Regions from separate parts of the Homo sapiens genome. Here region 1 is linked to region 2. Evidence: chromatin loops called from intact Hi-C (ENCODE). Cell type or tissue: mammary epithelial cell. All regions are shown on one strand. Each heading gives the region's core, and the rest is flanking DNA. Links, peaks and the distances in the headings are about the cores only.

Region 1 (9,327 bases), core at 637-8,636, 460 kb after region 2:
TGGAAATTTTCAATAAATGCCGGAAGTTGGTAACCGTGATGATGGAGAACTGCAGATCAAATTTAGAGCATTGACATATGAAGATCTGTGGAATCAGAACAGTTTACAACCAAAATGAGAGATTGCTAGCATGATAAAGACAGGCACTTCAAAAGAGATTCCTCGGAGTATCAAAGGATTCATAGAGGCCCTTGGGCCACTCAATGTGACCTTCCCATAATAGAGCATCTCTTCACAATAGTGACACAAAAGACAAAGCTGAAGTGAAGAATAGCAAATTGTGCTATCCTATAATTGTTTCTGAATGCATACATTTTATTAAATATATGATTAAATGACTTTTTATAACTTTTAATCTTACTTTTCAAGATAATAACCAGTCATTTTTATCACTATTACATTTAGAATTTTAGATTTGTTTCTAAGTAGATTAACTGTATCGCCTTTCTTCTTCATTGCCAATTATTACAGTAATAACAAAGACTTCTTGAGTATCTCTATATAATAGGTGGCAGCAGGATTTAGTGGGAAAAATATGTCCCAGGCAGTTGGAGAGCTGGGCAAATTATTGAACCTTAGTGTATTAGGTAATAGATAGGCTAGATCTTTTCACATTCTTTTTGACCTATAAAATTCTAACTTTTGTTACTATAATAAATTTCATTTGCCTAGGAGCATAAATCTTTATAGAGACTCTTAATATTCCAAAGAATATACATATTAAGAATCTAGGCTTGGCATGGTGGCTCATGCCTGTAATCCCAGCATTTTGGGAGGCCGAGGCAAGAGGACCACTTGAGCTCAGGAGTTCAAGACCAGCTTGGGCAAGATAGTGAAACCCCATTGGGCATGGTGGTGCCTACCTATCATCCCAGCTACTTGGGAGGCTAACGCAGGAGGATCCCTTAAGCCCAGGAGTTTGAGGCTCCTGCAAGCTATGATTGCACCACTGCACTCCAGCCTGAGTGACAATGCAAGACCCCATCTTAAAAAAATAGTAATATATTTTTAAAAATAATCTACATAAATTCTTAATGTTTGAAAGATGTGAGAGCTCAGTAAGCTGATATATTAGAAAGCCAGAAATCCCTTATGCTGGTGTCTGGTTTTTCAAAGTAATGGGAAACTTACTTTGCCAAAGTTAGCCATTTTTGTGGTAGATAGTTCTATTTTTGCAAATATCTTTATAGCATTGAACACCAAATCTATACTCTATTAACTTCTACCATCAATATTTGTTTTTCTTTTAATCTGGAACAACAGGAACCAATTTTATTTCTTCATTCATATAACAGCTATTCTTTAGTTTCTCTTTTTCAGACCAAACATAAAATGAGGGAGAATATCCAAACCATAAGTGAAAATAAATATCATTACTGTGAGCTTTAGTTTGCTAAGGATAATGACCTCCAGCCCTATCCATGTCCCTGCAAAGGGCATGATTTTGTTCTTTTTATGGCTGCATAGCATTCCATGGTGTATGTATACCACATTTTCTTTATCCAGTCTATCACTAATGGGCATTTAGGTTGATTCTATGTCTTTGCTATACCGAAGAGTGCTAGAGGGAGAGGATCAGGAAAAATAACTAATGGGTACTAGGCTTAATACCTGGGTGATGAAATAATATGTACAACAAAACCCCATGACACAAGTTTACCTGTGTAACAAACCTGCACATGTAACCCTGAACTTTGAAAAAAGTATATATATGCACACACATATATATGCATACATATATATGTGTGTATATATATGCATATATGTGTGTGTGTATATATAAAAAAAAATATATATATATATATATATATAATTACCTCATTTTTCCAGAACCAACTTCCAGATGCCCTACCACATTGGTTCTTATTCTCTGAACATTCGAGACTTTGTCAGTGTCTTCCTTAAAATATGCTTCCAATAACTAAATACACCAAGACAGATGTGTGACTAGTGTCACACATAACAAAATAAAGCAGGAAGTCTTCTGAAAAATACAAATAATGTAAATTGGTGGGAGACAGTGTTTTATAAAGGGAAGAGCAGAGAGAGGCAGGCAGATATGTGATGTGAATCAAATAGTTTAACCTATCCAGGCTTTATTTTCCTTAAGTATAAAACACAGTCTTTACTAGATGATCTTTCATTGCTACTAAATGATTTTTCCGATTCCTGTATGTACCATAATCCACCCATTGCCCAAGCCCACAAGCTAGAAGTCAACCGCATTTACCACATTTGATCATCTCTCAAAGGACTATGCAGTCATCTAATAGACTTTACCACATCCATTCTTGACCTTCAAGAATCTACTCCCCAGAAAGAACCAACATGTTTTTTAAAAATGTAAATGAGACTACATTATTCTCTGGCTTAATTATCCAGTAGATTCCCATATCACTTCAATAAAATTTAAGCACTTTATCATGACCTATAAAACACTCTAAAATCTAGTCCCTGCTTACCTCTCCAAGCTCACCCCCAACCATTCTTTCCCTTGTGTTCTGACTGCAGCCCATCCAACCCAAGACCTTGGGATTTTTGCCTGGAAACTTGTTTCCCTCATCTCCTCACACTGACCCTCTTTTACTATGTCTTAGCCCAAATGCGTTATCAAAATAATCATAATGACCTGTTAGTACTCTATTCCGTTACCCTATTTTATTTTGTTCATAGCCTTTATCAATGTTTAAGATTATTTATCTATTTGTTTGCTTGCTTTGATCCTTTTCCTTCTCTGGAATCTTATACTCCTGTGAGCAGGCACCTTAGGTCCTGTTCATCACTTTATCCCCAGCAGTTCAGATAAGGCTCAGCACACAGATGCTCAGTAAATATTTGTGGAAGGGATAAATGAATGATATTTTATGTGTATTACAGTTCTAAAATTCAATAGTTTTGTATTAAATATCAGTTCTAATATGGCATTTATATGATTTTATCTTTCAAAACATTAGCAATAGATTATATTTAAATGATAAAAGAAAACTATAACTGCAGCCAAGTATTCTCAGGATTGTATTTCTCTTATATTAGCCTAAATGCAATTAATCTAGCTCATATACTTTGGGCAGCTTATATATATTCTGTTAATTTCTAACCTTTTCCAGGTATAAAAATCCACATCAATGGACTGTTAGTTTTGGAACAAAAATCAACCCTCCCTTAATGAAAAGAAATGTCAGAAGATTTATTATCCATGAGAAGTACCGCTCTGCAGCAAGAGAGTACGACATTGCTGTTGTGCAGGTCTCTTCCAGAGTCACCTTTTCGGATGACATACGCCAGATTTGTTTGCCAGAAGCCTCTGCATCCTTCCAACCAAATTTGACTGTCCACATCACAGGATTTGGAGCACTTTACTATGGTGGTGGGTATCTCAGGATAGCTAACAGAGCGCTAAGCCCTGTCTAAGGCAATGTGATTTCATCTCCATCAATATTATCCTGACAGCCATTTCCACACAGTCTGGTTGGATTAGTTAGGGTTCTTACTTTGTGTGACAGAAATTCAATTCACATTAACCAGTGCAGAATAAAAAACAAAGAAACAAAAACTTCCACAAATTTGGCTCATGTAATTTGGAAGTCAAAAAAGTGTAGTAAGTTTCACTTCAGACACAGGGGTTTATATGATGTCATCTGGCTCTGTGTCTCTGAATTTGAATTTTTTGCCCCTTCTTTTCTCTATATTGTCTTCATTCAGAGGGATGCTAGCTTCACCTAGTGTCAGAGGTGGCTAACAACACCTCAACACATCATCCTCAACAAAGAAAAAATACATAGAAAGGAATATTTATTTCTTTTCTTTGCCAGAATTCACATTAATTTCTATTGTTCCAGCTGTGTCTAGGAGGACTCAGATTGAGTGGCTAACTCAAATATTCTTTATGCCTATGTAGCAAAATTTGCTTCAGTACTGAAGAAGCTAATTTAAGTGTGATGGTGAATAAGAATAGTGTAGAGATAAATTGTCAAACTATTTGTCCCCTCTAAAAGTATTCAACTTGATATACTAACTTAGTCTTGTAAGAAATAATGATGATTTAGTTACTGAATGTTCTAGGCAATCTTAGTGAGACACGCTCTGGATTCTACCATGTGGTCCAGGTACATATGTATAACAAAAGCTAGAGAGTTTCTTTAACACTGGGCTTGAGAAAATGCAAAAGGGCTTTCTGAGAATGACTAAATCTATTTGCAGGATTCTATACAATTTATTTACATACAAGAAATTATAAAGAATAAGCTTTTGATTCTCAGTCTACCATTAAGGAACTAGGAATAACCTTTCACTCACATAGGCAGGAATCGGTTTTAGGGTCTCTAGATTTTTTCCAGATGTCCCATGTGGTTTTGTTTTATCTTATACAGAGTGAGACATGCATTGCTTTCTTTAAGGTTGTATTACCAATCACAGAAAATATTACCTATGGTTTATTAATTCTAGTAGATCTAGTGCTGCTGTAAGCCTGACACCTCCCTAGGTCTGCACTCTCTTGGATGGATTTTCTCTGAAGATAGGGCTTGCATTCTCTGCTTCATAGTGGTGGGAAAGACATCACAAATCCCCTTTGGCTTGGTGGGAAAAATCACTTTCAGGAGTTTGAGACTGGCACAGAAACATACCTGTCATAATGCGCTGTGAGTGGCAACAGAATCTGACACTTATAGAGCACTCCACCCTACTTGAACACGGCCTCTCTTGGTGAGTGACCCACAGGTGCTTTTAATCTATTAAATAGATTAAATTAACCTATCATTCTTAATCTGTTAAGTACATTAATAGATTAAAAGCAGCCATTCGTTACTCACCAAGAGAGGCTATATTCAAGTCTGTAAAGCAAACCTTAAGAAGTTTTTTAAAATTGAAATTGTACAAAGTATATTCTCTGATCATAATGGAATCTAACTAGACATCAGTAACAGAAAGATAACATAAAAATCCCCAAATGCTTACCAATTAAAAAACATATGTAAATAAAGAGAATATCTCGAAGAAATTTGTAAAAACAAATAGAACTAAATGAAAACAAAAATATATAAATATATGCCAGATGCTGCTAAAATAGTGTAGAAAGGGAAATTTATAGAAAATGCATATTATAAGGAAAGATATCAAATCAATAATTAAGTTCTCACTTCAAGAAACTAGAAAAATAAAAAATAAACCTAAAACAAACATAAGGAAGGAAATAATAAGAATAAGAATAGAAATGAATAAAATTAAAAATAAACTATAGAAAATTGATAAATAAAAAGCTGATTATTTGATAAAATCAATATTTTGCTAGAAATGTCATTAAGCATTTTTACAGAAGATGAGATATAGCTCAGGGATGTCCAGAATTTATGGGCTATGCTTTTCATGACTTGGAATACATTTTACCAACCAGTTTAGTTTGCTGAAGAAGTTGTGGATTTGCACTGTCACCTACTTACAATACTTAGATTGTCAGTTTCACCTTACTCTTCTCACCATTATTTTATTTTTATTTTTATTTTTATTTTTATTTTGAAACAGAGTCTCGCTCTGTCTCCCAGGCTGGAGTGCAGTGGCGTGATCTCGGCTCACTGCAAACTCCGCCTCCCGGGTTCACGCCATTCTCCTGCCTCAGCCTCCCGAGTAGCTGGGACTGCAGGCGCCCACCACCATGCCCGGCTAATTGTTTTGTAGTTTTAGTAAAGAAGGGGTTTCACCGTGTTAGCCAGGATGGTTTTGATCTCCTGACCTCGTGATCCACCTGCCTCGGCCTCCCAAAGTGCTGGGATTACAGGCGTGAGCCACCGCGCGCCAGGCCATGAATGTTTTTAATTGATGATATAGTAGGCAATATAAATGTGTGTGTGTGTGTGTGTGTGTGTGTGTGTATAATATATATAAACCAATTGTATTCAAATAACAGAATAATTTGAAAAATCTCTTAGCATATTTCTGAGTTACACACTTAAATCTTCCGAGCACTTTTAAATATGTGTTTACAAACATTTCTTCAGAAATAAATCTTGGAAATCGTCTTCTAAAGAAACTGGTGTATTAGGGTTTTTTCAAATGTACTTAGTTTTTTTTTTAATTGATGTATAAAATTGCATGTACTTACCATGTGCAACATAATGTGTTGAAGTATAGTATATGTACACTGTGAGTGTTAAATCTAGTTAACTAAGAAGCGTCTTATTTTACATAATTATCATTTTTGTGGCAAGAACACTTAATATCTACTCTTGTAGCGTTTCTCAAGAATACGATATATCAACAGTAGGCAACCAGAAGCTGGGGGTCTTTACAGGGGAAGGAGTTAGGGAGATGCTGGTCAACAAATTCATATTTGCAGTTAGGAAGAAAAAGTTCAAGAGATCTCTCATCCATCATGGTGACTATAGCTGATGATATATCGTATTCTTGTATTAGTTTTTTATAAATGTGTAACAAATAATCACAAACAGTTAAAACAGCACTCATTTATTTTTATCTCACTGTTTTCATGAGTCAGACGTTCAGACACAGCTTAGTTGAGTCCTCTTCTCAGGGTCTCACCAAACTGTAATCAAGGTGTCAGCTGGGGTTGTGGCCACATCTGTGGCTCCTTTGAAGGTCTCCTCAAGGTTTGCTGGCAGAATTCCTTTACTCGCAGCTGTAGAATGCATGCCAGCTTGCTGCTTTAACTCTTTAGGAAAGTGTCTCAACTCCAGCAAGGCTCGCCCTTTTTGAAATGGCTCAGCTGATTAGGTCAGGCCCACCTTTGATAATCTCCTTTTGATGAATTCAAAGTCAAACTCATTAGAGGTCTTAATCGCATCTGTAAAATTCCCTCATCTTGGCCATATAACATAACCTAATCATGAGAATGGCATCCCTCATATTCACAGATCCTGCCCATATTTGGGAGGAGGGGAATCACACAGGAATCTTGGGGACTATCCTAGAATTCTGCCAACCATGGGGTCATGGTTTCCCAATCAATATATGGTTTGGTATAAAGAATCCCTGAATGCTTGTGCTATTCTTAGTTTTCTACGTAGCCTGCCATAATAATGGTTTCTAAAACTCAGAACCTAGCTTACAGTCTGCAGCCACCAACTTGTAATACATTGGAAGTGAAATCATTGCCGTTTAATGCATTTATATATATATGATGTATAATATATGTATATTTCACATATATCTTATATATGTGAAAGCTCATCATAAACTTTAAATAATAAAATAAATGTACATAGTATTATAGGCATTTTATCAAGCCAATGGAGAAAACCATCTAGGCATGCAGAGTTTCTGGGAACAATCTGGAACCCACAAATAAAAGCTTTACAAAAGATAAAAGGCCTTCCTGAAATATATAAGCTGATTATTTTTAAGGTTAGATTTTCCAGGAAAAAGAATCCAAATGGCTTTCTTGCTTTGAGAAGTTTTTATAAAAATGTGATTGGACAATAATTATCGTTAGATGTGCCAGATTTAACCAGAAATTCTTTTTTCTAGAAACTGCTTATATTAACTTCATTCTGTATTGACAATTTTACCATGAAAAAAATATTAGGAAAGTCTGCTCACTTCACTCTAGCCAAAGATGCTGATTGTAAATACTAGAATAACTCTATTTTTCCTTAAGGGGAATCCCAAAATGATCTCCGAGAAGCCAGAGTGAAAATCATAAGTGATGATGTCTGCAAGCAACCACAGGTGTATGGCAATGATATAAAACCTGGAATGTTCTGTGCCGGATATATGGAAGGAATTTATGATGCCTGCAGGGTAAGTTGGAGGGATTTTTTTATATTACTAACTCAAAAATTTGTATCTGGCTCAGAATATATTATATGTTCTTTACATAAGGACAAAACATAGATATCATGTCAGCTCAAAAAAGTTACAAATGCAAATTTCACAGCACAAAATACTTTTAAATGTTTTATTAAGATAAATGAAGTAAGAGTTTCTCTGATGCTATCAAACAAACAAAATTAGAATTTCTTAACCAGAAATCCAAAGATTAATAAAGCAGTTTATTTTCTCAAGCGGCTCACATTCAAGAAAGAAAATAATCATAAACAGAGAAGTATAAAGTGATGTTATGAATAATATAATGAAAAGCAAATATTTTTCTTGAAGGAAACATTTTTGGAACAAGTATCAGAGAGATGAGACGTAAATAAGGCCTGAAGAATAAATAACATCCAATTTCAGAATAAGAAAATAATGTTATAGAAAAGACAAAAAGCATAGCCAAAATTATGAAGGTGTGAAATTACAATTCATATCTGAGGGAACTCCAAGTAATTGGTTGGGTCTCAGCATGAGGAGGATGAGAAGAGAAACAAGTAGATAACCATGAGAAGGTGGATTAGGCCATGTTGTGATTCCATGGGCCCTCCCCAGTGCCCTCATCTGCCTTCTAACATGGATGTTTTCCAGCGAAGGTACGTTTCTTCCTGGAGACACTTGCTTTTTAACATGAGATACTTTAGAACTCTAAGGAGGCCACTCTATGTGGAAATGATGGAATGGTATTGATATCAGGTGGCAGAAAGTCCTGTCCAGAGTCCCACAAACTGTACCACATGTGCGACCTCTATCAGAAAAGGAGCAGGGACCTATGTGACATAGAGGCTGGGCAAAAGCAGGATCTGGTCCACAGCCAGCCTCGGTTGCTAATAATGTGGAGGGAGGCAGGCAGAATTTAGGGATTCCAACAAAAGGTCCATACCACGGGGAACAGGTGGAAGGTGCAGGAGTCTTGGAGCAGACAGGACCGGGGAATTCAGGTGAACCATGACATTACTGAAAAGCCTTAGGAGGGATTGGTGGTCATAGAGATGCTTCACTGGATTGGGGAGCAGAGGTAAACTTGCTGCCTAACTGTGCAAAGTAAGTGATAAAACAAGGCTTTAGTCATAGAAAAATACAGTAAGTTATCAGGGCAGCGGTTCAGGTACAAGGATCCAAGACAGGAATACAGTGATTGTAATTGGGGCACATGGTGAGGGGCCTAGTCTGATACAACAGAAGTGCAAGCACCACCAACACCTCGTCTTTCTCCATAAGTCTTTCTCTCCAGAGCCCTCATGACCTAATCACCTCTTCTTAAGTCCCATCTCTCAACACTATTGTATTGGAGATTAAGTTTCCCCAACCTATGAACTCTTGGGCTCACATTCAAACCATAGCACCACCCAGCACAAAAGCACAGAGCTTCCAATCTGGTTTCTAGCTCCATACCCTAGAACCAAACAGTAAGAATCACCTCTGGAAATGTAGCAATAATATAATCATAATTTTTAAAATCCAGTGGAAGGATTGGAAGATAAAATCAAGGAAATCTCTCAGAAA
Region 2 (9,327 bases), core at 918-8,917:
CTTCATTTCATTGCACATTTTCAGCGTCTGTGCAATACCCCTTTTTAAATTTTACCTTTCTACTTTTTACTACCTTTTTCCCATGCATCCACCATTCTCACCTCACCCCACCCTTACATATTTAATTTATACCCTACCAGTATATCATTGCTATATTCATTTAGATATATGTGTATCTTTAAAGATGAATTTGGTGTTTCTGGGCATATGCATGTAATATCCTTGAAAGTTATTCTTTTATAAATCTCATATTGTTTATTCCCCAATTTGTCATGATATTTTAAGAGCCATCCAGATAAATATTAATCTAGAACATTATTTCTGAGTGCTGAATATAACTTTATTATGTGTCTATCCCTTATTTTATTTCCCATTCCTCTGTCAATGGACATCTAGACTTTCTCCATTCTTACTACCACAAACATTGCTGTGAAAAATATTCCTAGGGACATGTGCAAGAGACCTAGAAGTGTAATTGCTACATCATTGAGAAAGTATAAAGATAGTTAATTTACCAAGTACTTTCAGGTTGCTCCCTGGAATGGTTGCAACAGCTTACTTTCCCTTAAGTTGAATGGGAGGTCTCTTATTTCCCAACATCCTCATCACTGCATGATATTGTCAGACTTTCCAATTGTTTTAATTTGCAGTTCTCTGATTACAGAGTAAGGGTAAGTCACTCTTCGTTTGCTTATGAACCATTTGGGATTCCCAGTTTATTTGTGTATTTTCTGTTTCAATAGTAGAATGCAAACTTCATAGGTGCTGTTGTTTATTTGCATCTCCATTCCTTTCCTGATTAGTTTTAACATAAATTTGTCTAGTCAATCTTTTAAAAGAAAAGCCAGTTTTGAGTTTTTATAGTTCATAGTTATATGTTTAGAATACGTTGAATGAATGATGAATAAGTAAAAAAGGAATGTCATTTGCTGTGTAACAAACAACTGCACAACTCAATGACTTATAACAACAAACTTTTTATCCTCACTCACCAAGTGCCCACCTACCTGTGGGTAGTTGTGGCTCTGAAGAGGCATATTGGGCATGGCTCCAGCCTGCAATTTGAATGAGGTCTGCAATGAGAGGAAACTGTTGTTTAGATTTTTTAAAACTTAGATTTATAGTTTACATGTTCCAAATTCCTTTTCTTTAAAATATAGGAAAAAAAATGATACCGAATATTTATGACCCAGTAAGCCTAGGAAAACATCTTGCAAGCTGAGTTGTCATGAAAATATCTTGAGTAAGATTATATTTGATTATTCTCTCTGCTTTAGTACAACTTAATATGTTTTACTTATATTTTCTGACTTTCATTGTAAAGATGATAAGCCTCTCCAATATGGCAAATTATTTTACTACAGAGACTGTCTTAACATAACATCTGCCCAAGGTTTATTTTAAAAAAAAAAAGAGCATGTTTCAGAAAATTGCATGAAGTCATCAAACATGTCTTATGTCTCATAGCAGAGTTGCTATTCAGTCAGTATACATGACCATACAAGTTGTTAAAATATTGAAACAATCCTATATACATGGTAAATAGAAGCCACTTTGAGACCCTGCCCCATGCCTCTGCCCCAGCCCACCAGAGGTGTACTCATAATCCGGACATGAAGGGCACAGCATCCAGGAAGCTGCTCTAGCAGTTTGGCTGGTGTCTGTTCTGATTGGTCAGTGCCCTATGTTGTACTAATTGTTATATATTTTAAATATCACGTCTGAAGATAGGAAATAGCGCAAATTCTCATGTACAATGTGTAAATAAACTCATGGGATTTTGTCGGGGGTGGGGGTTGGGCTTTGTTCCTCCAACAAATACGCACATATACATACGACATGCATGACACCTATGTATACGCTCCAAAATCTCTGGGATAAAGAAAGCAATACAGTGTGTCTCTCTTCCTGAAGCTGTTTATATTAAAGATGCCTCTGGCAGTTTTTCATCTAAACACGTTACAAAGCTTCACTTGTTCCACACTTTTCACATCTCTTGGTTAACTTCTGGATTGATTCCTTGTCTTACTTGAGCACATCCTCCCAAAGTGTTTTCAAACAGAATTTTTGTCAGCCTTCTGAGGCCTTGTGTACCTTACAATAACTTATTTCAGCCTTACATTGAATTAATTGGATATAGCATCCTAGCTTCAAATTTCTCTTATTTCAACAATTTCTCTGTCCTCTTTCTATCAAATACACTCAGCCCTATGTATCTTCAGGTTCTGCATTTACAGATTCAAACAACCTGGGACCGAAAATATTCAAGAAAAAACCAAATTAACAATTAAAAAAATACAAATAAAAACCAAAGCAGCATAACAACTATTTACATAGCATTCCTATTGTATTAGGTATCATATGTAATATAGAGATAATTGAATGTATACAGGAGGATGTATGTAGATTATGAGCAAACAGGCCATTTTATATAAGGGAATTGAGCATTCCTGGATTTTACTATGAAGGCAGTGGGTCCTTGAACCAATCCTTGAAGATACTGAAGAAAGACTGTACTAATATCACTCTTTCGTCCTGCAAAATTCTGTCACTGTATCTTACCTTTTCTCTCAGTTTTTTAGCACTGCTTTGTCCTTCCTGAGTCCTTCTAGAAGAGTTGATTGACCTGATCTTTCAGCTCACTAATTTGTATTTCAAGTGTGTTCACTCTGAAAAGCAGTATCTAAAAAACATCTATAAGGTTTATCTAATACCATACTTACTGAGTTATTTCAGTTATTAGGTTTTTCATACTGAATATCTCCAGTTGGTCCTTCATAACTGATTTTTCTGATTCATGTTTCTAATTTCCTCCTTTGGGTCTCTAAAAATATTTTTAGTCCTTTTAAAACAATTATTACACTTTTGAACATTTTTTTCTATCTGATCCATTCATTTGGCTTCCTCTTTTATTTTTATTTTTTTAGCTTCCTCTTTTAAAGATATCTGTTTGCCTACCTTCTTTTCATAATACATACATTCTTCACATTTTGTGATTTTGTTATTTTTTTCCTGTGAACATACAGTCCCTTATGGTCTTGGATGATATTCAGATGATTTAATAACAAGGACAGCATGGACACCAACTAATCCTAACAGAATGCTGAACATATTAGAACAGATAGATGCTCACTGTTAACTACCTGATATGGGCTCAATGACTGTCGTCCTAACTTGAGACTATCAGCTAATCATACTAATTAAGTGTACTATTATACCCTGATTAGTATCCTCAGATTACAAAGTTATTGTACCAAAAATCTCCTCCTAAAGACCCAATTCTGATGTCAATTTGATCTAAACTGGTTGACAACATAATTTCTAAATCTTTTCCCTGCAATGATTAAAGTATAATCCAACAGCTTCTTAAGATTTAAAGATAAGATTTTCAAGATCATAAAAGGTTTAACATAAGAAAGACTGTACTAATATCACTCTTTTGTCCTGCAAAATTCTGTCACTATGTCTTAACTTTTCTCTCAGGTTTTTAGCACTGTTTGTCACTTCCTAAGTCCTTCTAGGTAAGGACTAAGATAAAATAATTCCAAGAAAAGACCTCATGCTAGGAATAGTCTGTTTACCATCCAGCAAGAGTATTCTTTTTATTTCCAAATTAGATAACCTGCTACAATCATGAATTATTTTACATAGTTTATTTATATTAAAATTTAATAAAACAGTGGTAAAGTTTATCTGGTACTTTAATACTATTCTCTTTTTTTTTTTTTTTTCAAGTCAAAGCTGTTTTATTATCATTCACATTATTTCATAGAAAAAGGAATGTAGCAAACGTCAGGGTCAGGGTTGTACATAAAAAATCCAGGTTTGTAGAGGTCGCGTTATTTACATCTGGGGGCAGGGCTGTCCCAGCATCAGGCACAGCAGCTGCACTTGTCCGACGCCCCTTTGCAGATGCAGCCCTGGGCACACTTGGCACAGCCCACAGGACAGCAGGAGCAGCAGCTTTTCTTGCAGGAGGTGCATTTGCACTCTTTGCACTTGCAGGAGCCGGCGCAGGTGCAGGAGTCACTGGCGGCACAGGAGCAGTTGGGATCCATGGCGAGCTGAAGAGGCGGCTGGAGTCGGGACAGGTTGTACACGGGCTCGCTGGGACTTGGAGGAGGCGTGGTCAATACTGTTGTCTTTTTAAACTTTTGTTCAACATTTCAGTATCAGACTATTTCTTCTTTGGCACTTGCTTTCAATTCGCCTATCTTGCCACTAGATGGAGAGGGATGCCACTAGGTGGAGGGTGATGCCTACCACTAGATGGTACTTAAACTTACCTTCTTGCATTCAACAGCCTAAAAGATAGCTGTTTAAGTTTAACGTGTATATACAGGGTCTTGTCTTAATATGGTGAAAAATTAATGTTCCAGTTTCAAAAGCGAACTTATAACATCTTTTTTCCTCTAGGTCATTGAAACAAGAATTCTCTCTCTCTCTATCTTTCTCTTTCTCTCTTTAAATTGTTTTTACAGACGGGGTCTCCTTCTGTCACTCAGGCTATAGTGCAGTGGCATGATCATAGCTCACTGTAGCCTTGAACTCCTCGGTTCCCACCTCAGCCTCCCCAGTAGCTGGGATTACAGACTTAAGCCATCATGCTGACGAGCCTTCTTTAATACCTATGCTAAAACTCCATGTACTTATTTGGGAAGAAAAGGGAAGATGGTTAGCCCCATGAATAGTGACAATAATAATAATAAAGTTATCACCATTTCAGGATGGTGCTGTACATGCCACCTGCTGGAGAAAAAAGATGTGGGAGGTGTTACACTGACAGCCTGAGGGTTCCCCAGGAATTCATTTAGCCTCATTAATTCGGGGAAGGGTAGTTATTCCACCAGCAAATTCCAGCAAGCGAAATGGCAGCTTTGGACATTTGGGCCTCTCTAGTTTCTTTGAGTTATACAGTGCTTCCTTATAGAATTTATTTCCTTCCATGGATCTTACTGTGAGTAGCCAGATATCTAAATCCTGGGCTCATGCACAAGTAACCCCCAGACCTCATAAAATTATACTGCTGTATATTCGTACACTTACATTTCAAGTCTAGCATTTGCATCTAAATTCATTTGGCTGCATCATAATCAAGTCACATAATCTTGCTTTCATTTTAAGTCTTACAGGCTTCAACTAAGTTTAATTTTGAAAACAAGGCAGGGCGCGATGGCTTACGCCTGTAATCCCAGCACTTTGGGAGGCCAAGGCGGGTGGATCACTTGAGGTCAGTAGTTTGAGACCAGCTTGGCCAACATGGAGAAACCCCGTCTCTACTAAAAACATGAAAAATTAGCCAGGCGCGGTGGCTCACACCTGTAATCCCAGCACTCTGGGAGTCTGAGGCGGGCAGATCACTTGAGGTCAGGAGTTCGAGAATAGCCTGGCCAACATGGTGAAACCCTGTCTCTAATTTAAAGAAAATACAAAAATTAGCCAGGCGTGGTGATGCATGCCTGTAATCCCAGCTCCTTGGGAAGCCGAGGCAGGAGAATCGCTTCAACCGGGGAGGCGGATGTTGCAGTGAGCCGAGATCAGGCCACTGCGCTCCAGCCTGGGAGACAGATCGAGACTCCATCTCAAAAAAAAAAAAAAAAAAAAAAATTGAAAACTGTAAAAGGAACATTTTTTTTACTATATACTTGAAAGATCAAAAAAGAAGTGTCTATCTACCAATACAGAGCTACAGTAAGAGGTCACTAGACATTAAGTTATTTATTTCACTGGTAATAATTTTACATGGTTGAACGTTCATGTTAAGTTTCTCACCATGCGAGATGCGAGATGATTCATAAATACATTGCTGGGAAATACTGGGGAAACAGATCGTCTAAAGACTTAATTGCGGCCGTGCGCGAGGGCTAACCCCTATAATCCCAGCAATTTGGGAGGCCGAGGCCAGAGAATCACCTGAGGTCGGGAGTTCGAGACCAGCCTGGCCAATAGGACAAAAACCCCATCTCTACTAAAAATACAAAAATTAGCCTAGTGTGGTGGCGTATGCCTCAAATCCCAGCTACTCTGGAGGCTGAGGCACGAGAATCTCTTGAACCCGGGAGGCGGAGGTTGCTGGTGAGCAGAGATTGGCCACTGCACTCCAGCCTGGGTGATAGAGTGAGACTCCATCTCAAAAAAAAAAAAAAAAATCTAATCGTAATTCACTTGTGGTGAGAATTAAAATCTTCAAACTAGCCAAAGAAATTCATAGTTTTTAAATAATATGTCACTTTCCTTTTCAAAAGCATTGACAAATGTATTAATCATGACTGACAATATGGAACAAAGATTGCTGGAAGGAGTATAAACTGGCATAACTTTTCAAGAGAGCAATTTTGCAATCATTATCAAAAATTTGAAAAGTATTCATATTGTTTAGGGAATTTTATTTATTTATTACAGAGAAAATTACGTAACAACCAAAAAATTTAAAACTCAAGGGATGGTTAAACAAATCCTAATACATAGTTCTATTTCCATTACAATCAACATCGAATAAGCTTTCCGTGCCTTAGAGGTTAGAAGGTAAAAACTACGTTTCCCAGATATCTTCGCAGGGAGGGCTGCGGAAGGGTTTGGGTTCCGCCAATCAGATGCACCGTGTGCAGCGGCAGGGCGGCTGCGGTCCTTTTGGATGCTGCCAAGCCAGGCCGAGACTGCTTTGTTCTGCCAATGGCAGCCTCGGGCTTCTAGCGCTTCCACCTGACACTGCTGCCTTTGGATCGCAGGACTACCCATGCCATTTCTGGAGAATGGAAGTTGTTCCTAAACGCTCACACAGCGCCTGCCCCTACAATTCCAAACAGTTTGTAAGCCATCTAATGGTTTGCAGCCAGTGATAAATTCCTTTCTGCCTATTTATTCTGGAAGAGCAGTCTGCAACTGAACCATATCAAATACAGTATCGATATGGTAGAATATGGCACATCAATTTAAAAATCAAGGTTGTTAACTAATATTTAATGGCACAGGGGTAAATTCTGTAACTTTTTTATGGACACAATTTATTTTTCACTGATTTATAACTAGATCACTACTCATGCCAAAAACTATTTTCGTAACGGCCTGTGTAGTCTTTCAGAGCGAACAATTAAACACATGTGAGGAGTTTCGCTTCGTTGTAGGGAAAATTAAAAATGATTTTTAAACACAATACCAAAAGGATTTCCCTCCTTGACTCGGGCGCGATTCTGTGGGTGTACTACCCAATTTATCTCAAAAGGTTTTATTTTTAGGCTTAATCCGTGTATCAACCAAAGTAGCCTGTCTTAGAAATTCAGGCAAATTTGGCTCAAACTTATTTTACAAAATAGTGGAATTCCTGCACTCCTCTGGTTTCAGTAGTGCAACCAATTCTTGGGAAAGAGAAGGAAGGTGAGAGGGTGGCTTAGATATTTTTTCCTAACAATTGAGTGATTTTTTGCTTGCTGTCCCCATTTTTCTTTTACAAAAGGGGAAGGGAACTCTGCCTCTTACCCCTCTGATGCGAATTAGACCACTTCCCTTAGCAGGTAGAAGCAGCACAGTCAATTTTGGTTTTAAATGATTTTTTTCTGCCTGCATTTCACAAGTCTACTGAGTCATTACATTATCATTTGAAAACACTTTGTAATCAGAGAACACATCAACATGTTCTGCATATGTTTGGGATAAAGAATATGCAATGTAGAAAAAAGGTAAAGTTAGTCATTCAGAGGAAGGACTATAAAACATTTTCTGAAAATGCCCTTTTTTGTATTTTTTCTTAACATTTTAGAATATAATTTTAGAAAGGAGCATGCTTTGGACAGACTAGAATTTAGAGCTCATTGTGTGACTTACCTTTGTTGTCCTATTAAATCTTCCCAGGATGCCACTACACCCACTTCAGACCCGTGAGCCTCAAAGTGTCTAGGAGGCGGTTTGATATGCAGACTAAAGTGAGATGTAAGATCACATAGCTCTTGGTTCAAGTTTGAGTTCCTTTATTACTTTAGTTAACCTAAGTGTCTTTTTTTTCTTTCTTATTATGTTGACACTTCAGAGAATAAATTTCATTTTTAAAGATGTTTTATAATGGCATCTTTTAAAATGAGATTATAGGCCAGGCGCAGTGGCTCACGCCTGTAATCCCAGCACTCTGGGAGGTCAAGGTGGGCTGATCACCTGAGTTCAGGAGTTCAAGGCCAACCTGGCCAACATGGTGAAACCCCATCTCTACTAAAAAATATTTTAAAAATTAGTGTGGTGTGGTGGTGCACACCTGTAGTCCCAGGGAGTGCTGAGGCAGGAGAGTCGCTTGAACCTGGGAAGTGAAGGTTGCAGTGAGCCAAGATTATGCCACTGCACTCCAGCCTGGGCAACAGAGCGAGACTCCATCTCAAAAAAATGTATAAATAAATAAATAAGGATTATAATAGCAATTTACTTATAGGGCTATTATAGATTAAATGAGCTAATGCATGCATTTAAATTTTAGCATGGAAGGGTCTAAGGCCCTAAGTGTATGTAAATAGTGAAGAAATTGACCCAAACTGAACTTTTTATCTTTCCTCCGATACTGAGTATTCTGTATTCATTATCTGTGATTATGATGAGGACATCTTTTAGATCAGCAGTCCCCAGCCTTTTTGGCACCAGGGACCAGTTTAATGGAAAACAATTTTTCCATGGACAAGAGAGATGAATGGTTTCCAGATGAAACTATTCCACCTCAGATCATCAGGCATTAGTTAGACTCTCATCAGGAGCTTACAATGTAGCTCCTTCACATGCACGATTTGCAATGGGGTTCACGATCCTATGAGAATCTAATGCCACCACTAATCCAACAGGAGGTGGTGCTCAGGTGGTAATGCTCACTTGCTTGCCTGCTGGTCACCTCCTACTATGCAACCCAGTTCCTAAAGACCATGGACCAGAATCTGTGTCATGGGGGTTGGGGACCCCTGTTTTAGATGCTTTTTTTTTTTTTTTTGAGACGGAGTCTCACTCTGTCGTCCAGGCTGGAGTGCAGTGGCACGATCTCAGCTCACTGCAACCTGCACGTCCAGGGTTCAAGGAGTTCCCTGCCTCAGCCTCCCTAGTAGCTGGGATTATAGGCTCCCACCACCACGCCCAGATAATTTTTGTATTTTTAGTAGAGACGCGGTTTCACTGTATTGTTCAGGCTGGTCTTGAACTCCGGACCTCGTGATCCACCTGCCTCGGCCTCCCAAAGTGCTGGGATTACAGGCGTGAGCCACTGCACCTGGCCTTAGATGCTTCTTGAGAACATTTGTTATTTACCTCTCTGAGCTGGGTATAATTTTGATTCTTTTAAATTAAGCCATGAGAAGAAAATGTCAG

The links. Hi-C counts contacts between places; a loop is a spot of excess contacts. Peaks named below come from ENCODE experiments on the same cell type or tissue, not always from the same donor. Only the 100,000 strongest peaks of a DNase experiment are listed, where the experiment ranks them.
Region 1: a loop joins it to region 2, with 3 times the contacts of the local background. A loop is called at or near these places in 2 of 110 quality-filtered maps.

The regions. Positions count from the first base shown.
Region 1 is chr4:67,913,013-67,922,339 of GRCh38, reverse strand. It overlaps TMPRSS11A (transmembrane serine protease 11A), which reads left to right. Exons shown (of 10, transcript NM_001114387.2): 8 at 3,108-3,367; 9 at 7,610-7,752. Among named protein-coding and RNA genes, the nearest start is that of TMPRSS11D, 34 kb to the right of the region's middle. In mammary epithelial cell, for the core only: a CTCF peak has its summit at 3,716; no DNase peak of the experiment used is centred there.
Region 2 is chr4:68,371,054-68,380,380 of GRCh38, reverse strand. It overlaps the pseudogene MT2P1. Among named protein-coding and RNA genes, the nearest start is that of YTHDC1, 26 kb to the right of the region's middle. In mammary epithelial cell, for the core only: CTCF peaks have their summits at 4,238 (motif pointing right) and 4,748 (motif pointing left); a DNase peak (open chromatin) is centred at 4,210; H3K4me3 peaks cover 244 bases; H3K27ac peaks cover 914 bases.